Regions from separate parts of the Homo sapiens genome. Here region 2 is linked to region 1. The links are chromatin loops, found by intact Hi-C in ENCODE. Cell type or tissue: heart right ventricle. All regions are shown on one strand.

Region 1 (8,000 bases):
CAGACGAATAAACCGAGGCTCAGAGAAGTCAGTAACCTGAATGAGGTCACGTAGTGAGGAGGTGAAGTCAGGGTGCTCTTAACAACTACGCTAACAGCTGCCTTCCTATTGGGCATATGACAGAACATAACTAGAAACCACACCCTAACACTTCAATAAAATGTACAAGCCAAATGCCATCAAACTGTGTTCTGGGAATATATTTATTATTATCTCCAAGTTGAAATATCCAAATGTCCAGCTTTTAATTGTGGGACATTCCTTGATTTGGTCCTTGCAGAGTCTGCAGAAAGAAATCTCAAGGGCCATCTATGTAGGTAACTTGGTAATAAAATTTAAAAAAATTATTTCACTAGTAAAAGGCTACTTTTATTAATATCTGGGAGGCCAAGGTGGTTGAATTACTTGAGCCCAAGAGTTTGAGAACAACATGGGCAACACAGAAAGACCCCATCTCTACAAAAAACAAAAAAATTAGCCAGGTGTAGTGTTGTGTTGTGTAGTCCCAGCTGCTTGGGAGGCTGAGGTGGTAGGATCCCCAAAGCCTGGGGAGGTGAAGGCTGCAGTAAGCCGTGATCGCACCACTGCACTCCAGCTGGCGACAGAATGAGACCCTATCTCAAAATAAAAAGCAAAAACAAACAAACAAAAAAACACTTTTGTTAATTTAAAATACAATTTTTCAAAAATTATTTTAAAATTTGTGATTGACCTTTTAAAAAATGTATTATGTGTCAGTCATATAATCAATGGATAGCAAGAGTTTGAGAAATGCAGGCCCAAATAACAAGGGGTATGAGCCCGGGGAAGTTAAGCAGATGTTTTCAGAGGGATGATAGACAGGAGAAAACAGGCAAAACCACCCGGCACTGAATAGAGCAAAACATAAGGGAAGAGATCAGAAGAGCCACAGGCTCTTCATGCACCTTCTGGGGTTTTCCTCTGTGGAAAGAGAAGCCAGAATAGTCTTTACATGCCTCTAAAATAAATCACATCTCCCCAGCACAAAGTAAAAACTGAATTAAATGTAGCATACAGACCACTATGAAGAATAATCTACAAAAATTATGATGTCATCTCTAAGTACCTACTGGTACCAACAGCTTTAAATTATGGGTTAGCATTTTGGTTTATTAAGAAGCTCCTTCAGATGTATTAAAAATCCGTTTACTTTTAGTATTGATTTTTTGATAAATATATTATCCAGAGAGGTTATATGCAGTGGTTTCCCTGGAAAAGCTGACATTTATTCAATGATATTTGCTTTACTGAATTAAGTAGCAATATATGCTCATATATCTTTGCTCTATCTGGGAAATTATCAGAGTTAAGGGAAGAGAATATTTTATGAAAATATTAGGGTATGGTTTAATAATATAAAGCTTAGGAAAAAATCTACTTGTGTAAGATCTAGTTGTTATGGATTAATTCTTGACTTTTATATCAAAACATCATAAAGTTAATTCTCAAAACATTATTTTAGTCAATTAATTGGATTTTTAAAGATAGCACTCCTTTATAGAACAAAAAAGTAATCATTATATTCAATTTAAATAATGTTCTCCTGTAATAATTTACCAGGACCATTTTATTAAGTAATAACCTCTAAGGCCAAGTGGGGCAGAAGTTGCCAGCTACTCATCAAATGTCCTTTTCTTCTTCTTCTGTGCATCCAACTAAACCATACTCCCAGCTGCCTTTCTCTCCACTTCCAGACTTAGCCCACAGAAACCTCCACACAGATCCTCCAGGGACTTTTCCTGTGCCATCTGGATGTCCACTTGACATCTAGAATCTTGGAAAATACATGTTGAAGATGCAGAGTCCTTTTCAACCAGGATGTCTATGTGTAACAAGCTCCCAACCCAACCACCTCCAAGCTGGGACCACAATAGACTATAATGTGAATGGGAAATAAAGGTCCACAGTGTTACTGACATTGTGAGATTTATTTGTCACAGCATCTAGTGTTACACCAAGACATACGTTTTTTCTATTATGTAAATTCTTAGCAAAAAACAAAGAGTTTCCTTTTCTTTGGAAAGTTCTTTAATCTGAAAAAAAAAGGGATCTAGACCACAGGGCCTACTGAATTCAGATGTGTCCTATTCTCAGATCTCAGTAAGTCGATAGACATATATGAAATAACCATGTCATTTGCTCTTATAATGGCATAAAAGGTAAGTAAAAATGTCTTACATGAATGTAATTCATTATTTAGCTTGGAAAAGAACACATTTGTAAGATGAGTCTTCAAATAATGAAGAAAGCCTTATAATAAAAAATAAATAAACATGACAAACTACCAGCTCCTTTAAAGAGCATGCCTTTTATCACAATTTGTTTTTTATTGATTCATGTTTGGTGAGTTATTTTGCATATGTGTTTTTTTTTTTAAAACCAACTTTCATTTTCAATTATTAAGAGTTAGCAACCACTCCCATGAGCTACCTCGGAAGGTTACCTTCCTTTTCTTTTTAATTTACTGGGAGAAAGTTTATCAGCTTAGAAAGAACTGGACTTAAGAATTTAAAAACCAGTAATTTTTCCCAGGTGATTAGTAGAAATAGCAATAAAGGCAGGAAATGCAACAAATGGCATGACTTTCTAAAGGGCTTCACACCAATTAATACTTTTGAAAGGTTTTATTGCATTTGTCAAAGATAAGTCTTAGAGAGATCTCCTCTTTAATACTCGTAAAATAGATATAAGTGAATCAGGGAGGAAAGAAAAATAATCACTTGAATCAGAAGACCCTTTCAAAATAAGACTGTTAATAATCCCTTCCTCTTTGTGTCAGTGGGTATGCAGAGCCACAAGCCACAGAGGAGAGGCTCTCTAGCCGCTATGCTGATCCCAGAAAACCGTGACCAAACTTTACCCTGCTGGCTGAAAAAGCATCTGACCTCTGGGATTTACTCTGAATCAAAACATGGGCAGGATGCTGCCTGTGAAAGGCTCACATGGGATTTAAACGTGCTCCCCTGGAGCTCAGAGGATTCTCTCTTCTGTGCTTTGCTGAGAATATGTCTCTAAAGAAAATATTGTTCGTATCTACTGGGGAAGGTCAGTAATGATAATGACCTTATGAGATGCAAAAGTAAGTAAGAACTCTTAAGCAGGCCAACAAGAGGAGGAAAAGAAATGCAAAAGAGCATATTCATTAGCTCATTTGCAAAACCTGACACTGCATCTTAACTAGAAGTCAAGCAAAGTCACCTGGGGCAACAGCAGAGGCCCCAGTGAAGGAGCAAAGAATTCCACGTCTCCATCTGCTGGGGGATTTAAGGAATTACTGAAATTTTAAAGTGTGGCATGGCTTAAAGCTTATCAACAATCTTATTAAAGATAAATTAAATGAGAAAAGAAGCTACTGCCTCATTTCAGGGGTAAGAAAATGTGAATGCTCATACTAATCACAACTACAGACTTTTATTACTTAAAGGTTGCAATGAAACAACACACAACCATTTCTCTTTTCAGTGCCAGGGTAACCGTATATGAACAAAATATAGGCATTTTATGAAGATAAGCGGTCTCTCAGCGAAGGCAACCCTTCCCTGCACAAGCACAACTATACTTGAGAAAGGAGAATGATATGTATTCAGCTTCCTAAAGATGCCAGCCAGAGCAAATGGGCAGATAGCGACTTCTGGCTGTCTTGATTACATCTATCAAATCTTAGCGTTTTCAGCCTGCTAGGGACTCCAGATAACAAGCCCTTTCTTAAGTGAGTCCCAGGCTTCAAAAACCACCATAATGGGTAGCCAATTAGTAGAGGAAATTAATCTTCAGCAAGTCTATGCCACTTCATGAATTTAATTTTCTTTTCTTCCATTCAGTGCATTATTCTAATGCTTGATTTTTCTGTCAAGTAAAGCATTGATCAACTTTGCTAACCTCAGAAATCTGTGACCTCAGAAACCTTGTACATAGATCCTCCAAGACAATATTAATAATAATCATCATCATCATCATTTAAAGACAGGGTCTCACTCCATCACCCAGGCTGGAGTGCAGTGGCACAATCACGGCTTGCTGCAGCCTCAACCTCCTTGGCTCAAGCAATCCTCCTGCCTCAGCCTCCCAAGCAGCTGGAACTACAGACATGTGCCAACATGCCTGACTAATTTTGTATTTTTATTTTTGTAGAGACAGGTCTTGCTATGTTGCCCAGACAGGTACTGAACTTCTGGGCTCAAGCAATCCTCCTGCCTTGGCTTTCCAAAATGCTGGGATTACAGGTGTGAGCCACTGTGCCCAGCCCAAGATATTCTTTATCTGGTAGGATACAATAACAGCTATTCCACAGTACATACTTCATAAGTATTTACTGAAAAAAAAGGAGAACCAAAAAGCTAGGGAGGTCACCCACTTAGGTCTCCTTCCTGAAGCTTAAATATTAACTATCTATAACAGCTGGACAAATCTATAAAGATCATCAGATTCCCTTGGTAACCTTTCCCATGGCTATATTAACAAAAAGCTCAGAAAATGTTTGTCTATGATGCCTTTCAAATATTAGCAAATTCTGTTAGGACTCATTTCTTAGGAAATAAATATGTTGCCTTACAGAATTGGGCTATTGATAGGCATGTGACTATTCACCTATGGGATTTGCTATCCATGCACATGAAATTTCCATTAAGCACAATTTTCAAGTCTTTCAAAACATGTTTAGCCACCTTTGTATCATTTTGTCACTACACACTTCATAAAAGGGGTTGGAATTATTTCATCATTACAATATATATGACAATTTCACCGTTAAAACTCCCAGAAGCAGCACTACTGATGGAACTTAGATAAGCTCACTCATATATGTTTTAATATTTCACTTTCTCCAACCCTCTACCATCCAGAAAGCCTACACCTAATTCTAAGTATATGAATACTACTCATACTTTCATATTTTTCCAAAGCAAAATATTTCATAATCTCAACCTTCATAGAATTAATATTTACAGTTATGTGGCTTCATACAATATAATTTTATGTGCATTATTTCATTTGATAGCCTAGTAAAATAGGCATTTATTAGTATAAAGAGGGACTACTTCTCAAAAACAGGAATGAATTATTTATATTGACTTTATTCAAAAAGAAAAAGAAAACCCTAACACTCAGGGATAGTCTTTTGCAATGCTTCCAAAATCTTTTTCCCTTCTTTCTTTTCCTTCTCAACTTCTCTGAGCCTGTAACTGTAACTTATCGAGGTATGCTCATCACTTAGCATGGCCTAGGTCAGTCGTTTTCAAAGTATCTGCCAGAGACCCCTGAAATCCCTGAGACCCTTTCAGGGAGGCCACAAGGTCAAAACTATTTTCATGATCATAAGAAGACATTATTTGACTTTATTATTCTCAGTTCACGCTCAACTCTCACAGGTCTACACCACTGCTCTCATGCCCAATGGAAGAGATGTTTATGGACTCTTGTGTTTTCAAACTTTCTCAGTTTTAATTTCTAATTCAGAAAATAGAAGTAGATATTACCCACTTGAACAAAAGCTCTGCGGATTTTTCAAAACATTTACAGAGTATAAAGGAGTCCTAAGACCAAAGAGTTAGAGAACCATTCAACAACTCCAAAATCTCAGTGGCATATACAACACAGCTTATTTCTCATTCAGGCACACACCCACTGCAGTCATCTGAGTGTGTGTGAATGTGTGAGGGGCAAGGGAAGGCATTTCTACATCTTCCTCACTCAGGCATCTGGGCTAAAAGCGTCTCAATGCTGCCACAGTCACCATGACAGGAAGAAGGGGAGAGAACACCTTGACTCTCATCCTGGTTCTAGCAGCTTCTGCCTGAAAATAGCACATGTCACTTTCACTCACACTCACCAGCCAAAGCATGTGCAGTAACATCTAAGTCAAATGCAACAGAGATGCCCAATGTTCCCATGTTTCTAGCAGGTGAAAGCTGGAAGCAGTCATTCAACAACGCTGACAACCACAGGGGCTATCTCTTATGACAGTTCATCTCTTCCCAGCATTTTTTCCAGAACTTAATCATCCTCCTGACTCTTCATGGGGTCTAACACCAAACACATTTCAGGCAACATGGGGAGAGATACTATTTAAATATGACACATGCAAGATCACTTATGTAAATTGGGTTTTCTCAAAACCATTGAGAAATATCAAGTGTGGAGAAAATACATTATGGTGAATGCTTCCCAAAGCTAGTATATAATGCTATTGTATCAAGTGGGCCCTCTAAAAGTCTTTGTTTGACTGATGTATAAAACCAATTATTTGTAATAATTTGTGCCATCAACAAATGTCCAACACCTTTTTATAAGAGCAAGACTCAGATCAATTCAAATAAATTAACATTTCTGTCTGAACTGACTCATCCAGCCCAAGTAACAAATTCACATGTCAGTGGTGGGTTGACCCAATGACCCATCTGCTAAAAAATACAAACTGTATCATTTTGTTTTCCAAATAACAAGCATTGATTGCAGTGTTAGAAAGGTCACTTGTCATCAGTTCAGTGGTTGACCTACTGGCAAATTGCAGCCTGTCACTCCACAGTAAGCCAGGACAATCAGGAACTAAGGGATGTTTTGTTTACAGAGTACAATTAGGGAGGTGACACCATTTTCACAAGGTGTGTAATAGGATGCGTCTTCAACAGAGAAAAAAGATGTGTCATGAGAAGGCATATGATGGTTTTCATAATTTCCCAAGATGACTACCAGAAACCTCATTTATTTATACTTACTTTGAAAAGCACTGGATCAAACCTAGTCTGCACCTTCAAGTTTTATGCCAAGGATTTCAATTTTTTATGCATTTTCTATGGGTAACAGAATAAATATAAAAGATACCTCTTTCAAGGAAAGATACAAAGCAAGGAAATATACAATTAAGAAACAACCACATATTAGAGGACTCAAAGCATACAAATAAGGACTGGTCATTTGAAAAACAAATTTCCAGTGACACCCTCTCTAAAAGTGCCACTATATTAATATGCTACCCCACATATCCAATTAGACACTTACTAATGCTGCATAATCAGTTGTTTCAATTTGTCCACCCACCAGACAGAGGCATTACAATTGTCCGGCAGACAATTAATTAAATAGCTATATTTATTTCTCTTTCGACCACTTAAGCTTTTACATATTGCTTTAAGATATAATTCATCACAATCTCCTAGAATAAAGTATCAGTTAACTATGCATTAAAGTCCACTTATTTAAAATAATGATCTGCACAATCATCTAGTGGAGTCTGCCAAGAAATTCTGTATGATTTTTTCTGTATTCAGTCCCATATTATGGATAGGATACAAATGAATGCAAGCATGTATCCAAAAATAAAATGTAATAATTCCTTATGCATTTTCCAACAAAGTTAACCACCAAAATATCTACCAATAGGATAAGAATCTTTATATTTGAGACACCCACTGAGGCATAAAACCATGTGAAGCATTTGTCCTATTTAAGAAAGTCCTAAAATTACACACTTTAAGTTAGTGGCTCCAAATCGGTATTACATAAGTCCATCAGCTCTACTAAACCTCTCCAGTAATGACCAATGATCATCACGATATGCTCAGAAAGTGCAGACGTGGCTCAACCTGGGTTTTGTAAATAAACACTTTCAATGCAATTTGATGGAATAGCATTTTGCCTAAAATGTACCAATGGAGAAAAACTGTGTTGGCATGACACGAAGTCGGTGTACCTCAATTAATGTCTCTTGTAGCCCCACATTTATACTGCAAATTTTGCTTAGCTTCAAAAGTACAGAAAAATTAAGTAATAAACGCACACTTCCCTTAGACTCAACATTTGTTAACATCTTACCATATCTGCACACATGCGCGCTCTCTCTCTCTCTCAACATACACACACACTTTTTTCTGCAAAGATATCCTAACACTTATATCTTTTAACACTTCAGCATGAATCTCCTAAGAACGAGGGTATTCTCCAACATATTCATATGCTTTTTGGTACTCATTTACTAACCAAAT
Region 2 (8,000 bases), 190 kb before region 1:
CTGCTTCCTATCTTGACCTTATTTGGAGACTATTATGTAAAGAATACTAAAACACATTGTTTTCCAGAACACACCATATTCTAACAAGTTACAGTTTCATTCATCAAGTGAACAGTATTTCAAGGCAAATTGATCAGCTACCGACCTTGATAACATCAATTTAGCATTATGGATGAAAATCTCAAATGTCTCTGGCTCTTTAGCATTAAATATTGAGTGGAAGTGGGGTTTTTATTGACAGCTTTGTTACTTTATTTTACTATGGCACGTTTTTATGTGACAGTAAAGCAGCTAAAGCAGCTAAACACACATTAAATAAGTGCTGAGATAACTTGATAATGACCTTTCACAGATTATTTTCTCAACGAAGGTTAGTGGCAAAGAAGACAGGCAAATATGTTGCAAGTAGAAAGTAGGACTGCTCCTAGTTCTGATTGAGACAGAACTAGGAGCAGTTACTTAAATGTTTAAAATCTTTCCTGGGCTTCTACAGTGTGCCAGGCAATAGCGCACAAGAGAAAAAAAGGTAAGATTTAGGTCTTACACAGAATGATGAGAAAGCCAGAGACAAAAAGCATAGTTCTAGCCTATGAGACAAATGCCTATATTGAAAGTGCCATGGCAGGACAGGGGCAGGGCAAAGACTCTGTCTGGTGAGTAAAACAGGCATTCCTGTTCCTTTATACCAACAGGCCCCAAACTTTTTGGCACCAGGGACCAGTGTTGTAGAAGACAATTTTCCCACTAACCAGGTTGGGGGGATAGCTTCGGGATGAAACTGTTCCCCCTCAGATCATCAGGCACTAGATTCTCCTAAGGAGCTTGCAACTTAGATCCCTCGCATGCACAGTTCATAATAGGGTTTGCACTCCCACGAAAATCTAATGGCCGCTGCTGATCTGACAGGAGGTGGAACTCAGGTGGTGATGCTCGCCCGCCTCTGGCTCACTTCCTGCTGTGCAGCCAGGTGTACCTGGTTGGCAGTCAGGGGGTTGGGGACCCCTACTTTATATGAAAGTACATGTGTTTGACAAGCAGAAAAGAGGAGGAAAAGGCATTTCTGAGAAAGTGAACAGCACTAAAAAGACATGGAAATAGGGAAGAGAATGCCAGAATCGTGGCGAATGCAGATAGTGCCAAATAGGAGCTATCAGGAGGGCCTGGTCAGGGCCCTGAGTCATGAATGTGAGGCCTCACAATCCTTGTAGAAGCTTCCTGACTTTCAATAAACCTCAGAGAAAGATACACCATCACACGCCACATAACAACATTTCCATCAACAACGAACCACATATATCACTGTCATCCCATAGGAGTATGCTGGAGCTGAAAACTTCCAGCCGCCTAGTGACATCCTAGCTGTCCTAACGTCATAGCACAACACACTACTGAGGTGTTTGTGGTGATGGTGCTGTAAAGAAATCTACTGCACTGCCAGTCATATAAAAGTCAAGCACATACAATCATGTACAGTACCTAATACTTGCTAATGATAATAGACAACTATGTTACTGGTTTATGGTTTTACTATAATATACTTTTTTAATACTTATTTTACAGCATTCTACTTATACTAAAAAAAAAAAAAGTTAACTGTGAAGCAGCCTCAGGCAGGACCTTCAGGAGGTAGACAGCAGAAGGCCTTGTTATTCTGGGAGATGACAGCTCCATGAGTGTTACTGCCCCCTGAAGACCTTCCAGTGGGAGAGGATGTGGAGGTGGGGCCAGTGCTATCAGTGATCCTGACCCAGAGTAGGCCTAGGCTAATGTGTGTTTGTGTTTTAGGTATCAAAAAAGTTTTAAAAGTAAAAAAAAAAAAAAAAAGTAAAAACTTAAAAACAGAAAACAGCTTATAGAATAAGAATATAAAAAAGAAAATATTTTGTACAGTTGTACAATGTGTTTGTATTTTAAGCTAAGTGTTATTACAAAAGAGCCAAACAATGAAAAATGCATTGAAACGTTTCTAAGGTACAAAAGTTTAAGGAAGCTAGGGTTAATTTATTATTAAAGACACAAATTTAAAAAAATAAATTTAATGTAACCTAAGTGTACAGTGTTTGTAAAGTCTACAGTGGTGTACAGTAATGTCCTAGGCCTTCATATTCACTCACCACTAGGTCCCTGACACCCAGAGCAACTTCTAGTCCTGCAAGCTCCATTCATGGTGGATGTCCTGTACAGGTGTGCCATTTTTATCTTCAATATCATATTTTTACTGTACCTTTTCTACGTTTCAATGTTTAGCTACACAAATACCATTGTGTTCCAAGAGTCTACAGCATTCAATACAGTAACATGCTCTACAATTTTGCAGCCTAGGAGCCTTGGCTATACCATATAGCCTGGGTGTGTAGCTGGCCTTGCTACCTCTGATTGGGTAAGTACACTCTATGATGTTCACAGAATGACCAAATCACCTAAAGATGCATTTCTCAGAATACAGCCCCATTGCTTAAGGATGCATGACTGCATATACTTCATACTCATATATATTTCAGTACTTTGTCCTGTCACATCACAGTCATTCCTCCGGGGCAAGTATGGGAGCCAGAGAACTTCAGTTGGAAGATCAGGTGGGAAAAGTATAGGGGTTGGGGTGGAGGGGAGACTGCCTCACACTTTAATTGATGTAAGTGGCTCCATGGAGGAAAAGATAATGATCATTCATTGTTGATTAGGCACTACTAATGCAGACTGAATCACATGGACTCAGTCTCCAAAATATCTGTTGAAAGCCCACACTAGGCTAGGTGCTGTGTGTGCATTCATAGACAGGCAGATATGGTTCCTGAAGATTTCAGGCTTCCAGTGTAGCAGGGATATTAGATGTTTAAAAAATAATAAGGGAATGCACGACTCCATTGTCCAGAGATTGCTTAGGGAAAGCCTCCCTGAGGAGGGGATATTTAAGTAGAGAGTGAAGGTGGGGTTGGTGGGCGGGGGGCAGAGAGGTAGGAGTAGTAGAAAACCAGCGGGAGAGGAGGTGTGATTCTACCTTCATGGTGCTTCATAAGCAGGAAGAGCACCTTGATCTCAAGAAAATGAAAGTGCTAAGGCTGAAGCTAAGAAAGCAGTGGGGAAAAACAAGGGGAACTGATGGAGAGGGGGCCAAAGCCAGATGATAGGGGAATGTGCGCCAACCACTCATTTCCATTCCCAGAGTGCCTTCGATGGCTCAACTCAGGCACAGTAAGCAAGCCAGACAAAAGCCCTGCCAGGCCAGCTCATGCTCCAGTGGAGGGAGACAGATCAACACATGAAATCTCAGCATGTAGCATGCCTGGCTGTGAGAAGAATTATGGAGAAACGGGAAGCAGGCAACGGGGAGGAGGATAGGGGAGCTGTGTGTTAAGGAGTCTCTCACTGTCCATTTTTGCTTAGAAATGGTAGGACTGAATGTGCATTTATAAAAGACCTCTGATGGCTGGACACAGTGGCTCAAACCTGTGATCCCAGTGCTTTCAGAGGCCGAGGTGGGAGGACTGTTTGAGCCCAGGAGTTCAAGACCAGCCTGGGCAACATAGTGAGGCCCAGTCCCTACAAAAATTTTAAAAATTAGCCAGGCGTGGTGGCATGTGCCTGTAGTCCTAGCTACCTGGGAGGCTGAGGCGGGAGGATCACTTGAGCCCAGGAGGTTGAGGCGCAGTGAGCTGTGATCACCACTGCACTCCAGCCTGGGTGACAGAGCAAGACCCTGTCTCTAAAAATACTAAAAATAAAAAAAAAGATATCTGGCTGTAGGGTAGAGCAACTCTAGGGGGCAGCAGAGTGAACATGGGTGCAATAAGGAGCCATAGTAGTGGCTGAGGCTAGGCAAGCAGCATTGCAGAGAAACCTCCGAAACACCAAGACACCTAGGAAAGAGAGTACATGAGATTTATGATTGATGTGGTGCAGAGGTGAGGTAGTAGAAAGACTCAAGGGCAATTCAGGTTTCTGGCCAAAATGAGTGGGCAGCTTGAAGTACTGATTCAGGTAAGAGACACTGGTAGAAAAAAATATTTTGTGGGGCTGCGAAGACAGGCACGGCCAAGGGGGAGGAGTAAGACGCTCAGGGGCATTATAGAGCAGAGGAGTTGGAGATATCCAGGGAATCCATGTGGGGTGTCCAGGAGCCAGCATGCCCAGAGGCAGGAGCGAGAGCTGGGCTGAAGACACAGCCCTGGAGATGTGGGCATCTGGGAGGGATCAACCCAGGGCGGGACAAGGTGGCCCCTCACCCTCAGTCCTTTTCAGGCAGAAAGAGGAAGTGTGTCCCAAGTCACTTCACTGGAAATGCCAGTGCAGCCTGTTCCCCAGCCTCCAAGCACCATCCCAGCCTTCTCCTGTGTCCGCTCCACACTTCTGCCAGCGGACTGCAAGGTGACGAGGGAACACTTAGCACAACACAAAATGCCAGTGCCTGGGCTTTTCCAGTCTCATTTTTCGACTTTGTATTTCATTTCTTCTATTATATTAAAAACGATGTCGTTTCCTGAGAATAAACTCCTGGAAAAAAATATGTAATGCAAATACATATTATGAGCTCTGCACGATCTTTGGGAAAAGAAGGTTTAATTTCAACGAGTATTTTTCATTTGGACTAATAAATATGTCATGTAACACGTTAACCATTTGTCTCAAATAAAACACCTTAGATTCATAATCTGCCCAAAAGAGATGTTTAGCTTAGATCTGCGTTTCAAAAAATGTTTCCAAAGGTATCCAACCAATGAACCTATCGGTAAGAATTACAAATTGCCAACTATTGTAATTTCTGCCTCCCAAATCCCAAATAGTTTTATGTACATAGAAACCCATATTGTTGATGTCTTTGGAAGTCAATCTTAGAAACTCCAGGATTCTATCCTAGAAGGGAATGCTTCTGTGTTTTTTATATACTTAGACAGGGTCAGACAAAGGTGGCCAGAACAAAGGACTCTACAGTGGCGGGTCAGTGATTTCCTCAGTTGGCTGGACATAGATCATCTGCAGAAATCATCTCTCTGCCCTCCCTTTTGTTTTCAGACACTTTGGCAACAGCTATAGCTTCAATATAGCCAGGAATGAAATTAAAGACCCAGCTTATAGATAAGGTCACCCAGGCAACATTCAATTTTCTTTGCCACGGGCCTATGGCTCAGTGAAAATACAGGTGGGGAGCCCAGAGCTAAGTTCTGTCAGCTCCATGGTGAAGCACTGTTTTTTAAAGGTCGCTACACGCAATTCTGAGGGTGGAAAGAAATGTCTGAGTTTTCAAAAAAAAATCATATAACATTATTGGAATTTATATGAAAGAATACTCTGTCACGTGCTCACAGACCCTTCATAATGTTTCATATCCTAACCTTAATATTATGATATAAACCTTTTTAAGAATTAAAGCTGAGACTGATCATTATGTAGTAAGAGCCACGTATAATATTGATAAAGTATAGAATAAGAGTTATGATTTCACAGTACTACAAAGAAATTCTTTATAAAAGAAAAAGTTATATGCCAAGCTAACGTGTCAAACAGAGAAAGTGTTACCAACATTCGCCTCGTAAGTTAGCATGGCAGGCTCACCAAGAGCTTACTTGCAGACAAAATAATTAACGTGACCACTTCACTAAGTCTAGATATCCTTTGGGCCACGAGGCATATTTAATGGTCAAATTGAGTCCATTTAGTGGTCAAATAGAGTCCCGTTTTATAATTTAAAATAAACTGTTTACAGCAACATGCAAACAAAATAGAAAAACAATGGAGATGGTCAGCTGGTTTTCCATTCTAGTTCTTAGTAGAGTTACAGCTAAATGACCCTGGCAGATAAATATCTCTCGGTGTTGAATAACCCTGTCAGCTTATATCTGTATGTTCTATACGACTAGTCACCTCACTTGGTTCATGTCAGTTTTATCTGGCTCTGTCTTGAAGTGAAAGATTCTTACTGTCCAATCCCATCCTTAAATCAACCCTAAGCCAGAGCTATTGGGCAGACTCACAGAGGCTGGCTTTGTAGTGAGGCTAAAAGCAAAGTGCGCTGAGAGGAGCAGGCACCAGTTATCAGAGGGTGTTGGTAACAGTGGCCTTGCCAGGCACTTCTGTAAACAGACGCACTGCAAAACTGCACAAGTCGTTTCCTTACTCCCAGCCTCAGTTTCCCAGTCAACAAGATTTGAGTTAGAGGAAATTATGAAGAAGTCAGTTTTTTTCTTTCAAGTATATTCTGTCCAGAACTGTGAGGAGTCTGAGACTTAATCAAGTTTCAAGCCTACGAGTTTGCCTGCCACTGTTTCATGGATGCTGGCAGAAGACAGGAGACTCCTGGGCCAGAGACATAGAACTGTATTATGAACAACAAAGCAAAGCATGCACAAAGCAACATGAGCTTTGTGTTCTTGTTGTTTCCCCTTGCCCCCAAAGTCTCAAGGGAGAATACAGAGGAATCCAAGTTGATGCTACACATGAAGTCAGTTTGTATCACAGCTAAAGAGCCCTGAGTTAGGAAAACCAAATCTCTTATTATGGGCAGTAAGCAAACCTGCCTACCCTTTGCTCTCAAGAGAGACATTATCTTTCTTATGTTGGACAACTAGAAAGCTCATCCAGTGCTCCAGAGAGAGACACTATCTCTATATTCCAAGGCTGTTCCCTGGACCAGAACAAAGGCCATCGGTGCCTCTGCTTGCAAGGTGTGCACGTGTGAGGGACCTACGGTGAAGTGCATGCCAACATCCTCTAAACAACTCAGGAAGCTGGGTGCGGTCACTCACGCCTGTAATCCCAGCATTTTGGGAGGCCGAGGAAGGCAGATCACCTGAGGTCAGGAGTTTGAGACCAGCCTGGCCAACATGGCAAAACTCCGTCTCTACAAAAATACAAAAATTAGCTGGGCGTGGTGGCAGGTGCCTGTAATACCAGCTACTCAGGAGGCTGAGGCAGGAGAATTACTTGATCCCAGGAGGTGGAGGTTGCAGTGAGCCAAGATCACACCATTGCACTCCAGCCTGGGCAAAAAGGGCGAAACTCTGTCTCAAAACAAAACAAAACAAAAACAATTCAGGTATTATTAATTTATTTCATTATAACTGGAGCTAAGGTGAGATCCATGCTAAATATGAGGAATGGATTTACAATTGATCCCCATAGTTAAATCTTCTAATATCCATGTCACAATCAACCTTTTTTATTGTTAAAATCAAGCTTTAAAAAAAAAAAAAAACAGCAAGTTTCTTTGCAGATCTCAATTCTGACTGATAGTACTTAACAAACGAATACATTTACTCAAGAAAAGAAATAAATCTTACCCAATTTCTCAGTAGTCATTTGACTACAATTATTATATTCAACTCATATCAACCTTTATACTGGCCACTGTCAGTTGCTTACTCCGCATTCATTTTCCTCTCTTCCTTTCCAGTAGTTCCCCAAACCCTTGATTTTGTTCAGTGATTTAGTCTTCCACAGTTCGTGGCTCAGGGATGGCTCATTCCATCCCTAGACTCAAGGGTGAGGCTCTTTTTTTTTCATAAATAAAACTTTATCTTGTAGAATAGTTTTACGTTAACAGCAAAATTGCATGGCACGAAGCATATGAAGATTCCCCACAATCCCCTGCCCTCAAGCCTAGGCGTAGCCTCCCACATTATCAACACATCGTACCAACGAACAATCAGCACCACACAAAGTCCAGAATTGATATCAGGATTCACTCTTGGTGTGGTATATTCTATGGATTTTGGAAACTATATAATGGCATATATCCACTACTATAGTATCATACAGAATAATTTCACTACCTGAAAAAGTCCTCTATGATCTACCTATTTATCCCTGCCTCTCCCAGCTTCTGTCAAACACTGATATTTTTTACTGTATCCATAGTTTGGCCTTTTCCAGAATGTCATATATAGTCATGGGTTGCCTAATGACAGAGAAACGTTCTTTTTTTCATTTTTTATTTTTTATTTTTTTGAGACGGAGTCTCCCTCTGTCTCCCGGCTGGAATGCAATGGCGCGATCTTGGCTCACTG

The links. A loop is a pair of places that touch in the nucleus more often than their neighbours do. Peaks named below come from ENCODE experiments on the same cell type or tissue, not always from the same donor. Only the 100,000 strongest peaks of a DNase experiment are listed, where the experiment ranks them.
Region 2: a loop joins it to region 1, with 1.9 times the contacts of the local background. A loop is called at or near these places in 7 of 110 quality-filtered maps.

Annotation. Positions count from the first base shown.
Region 1 is chr18:7,785,306-7,793,305 of GRCh38, reverse strand. All of the region lies in intron 2 of PTPRM (protein tyrosine phosphatase receptor type M), which reads right to left. Among named protein-coding and RNA genes, the nearest start is that of PTPRM, 220 kb to the right of the region's middle. In heart right ventricle, a CTCF peak has its summit at 3,263 (motif pointing left); no DNase peak of the experiment used is centred here; H3K27ac peaks cover 1,524 bases.
Region 2 is chr18:7,976,109-7,984,108 of GRCh38, reverse strand. The region is part of intron 7 of PTPRM (protein tyrosine phosphatase receptor type M); the gene reads right to left. Among named protein-coding and RNA genes, the nearest start is that of PTPRM, 410 kb to the right of the region's middle. In heart right ventricle, a CTCF peak has its summit at 3,750 (motif pointing right); no DNase peak of the experiment used is centred here; H3K27ac peaks cover 1,621 bases.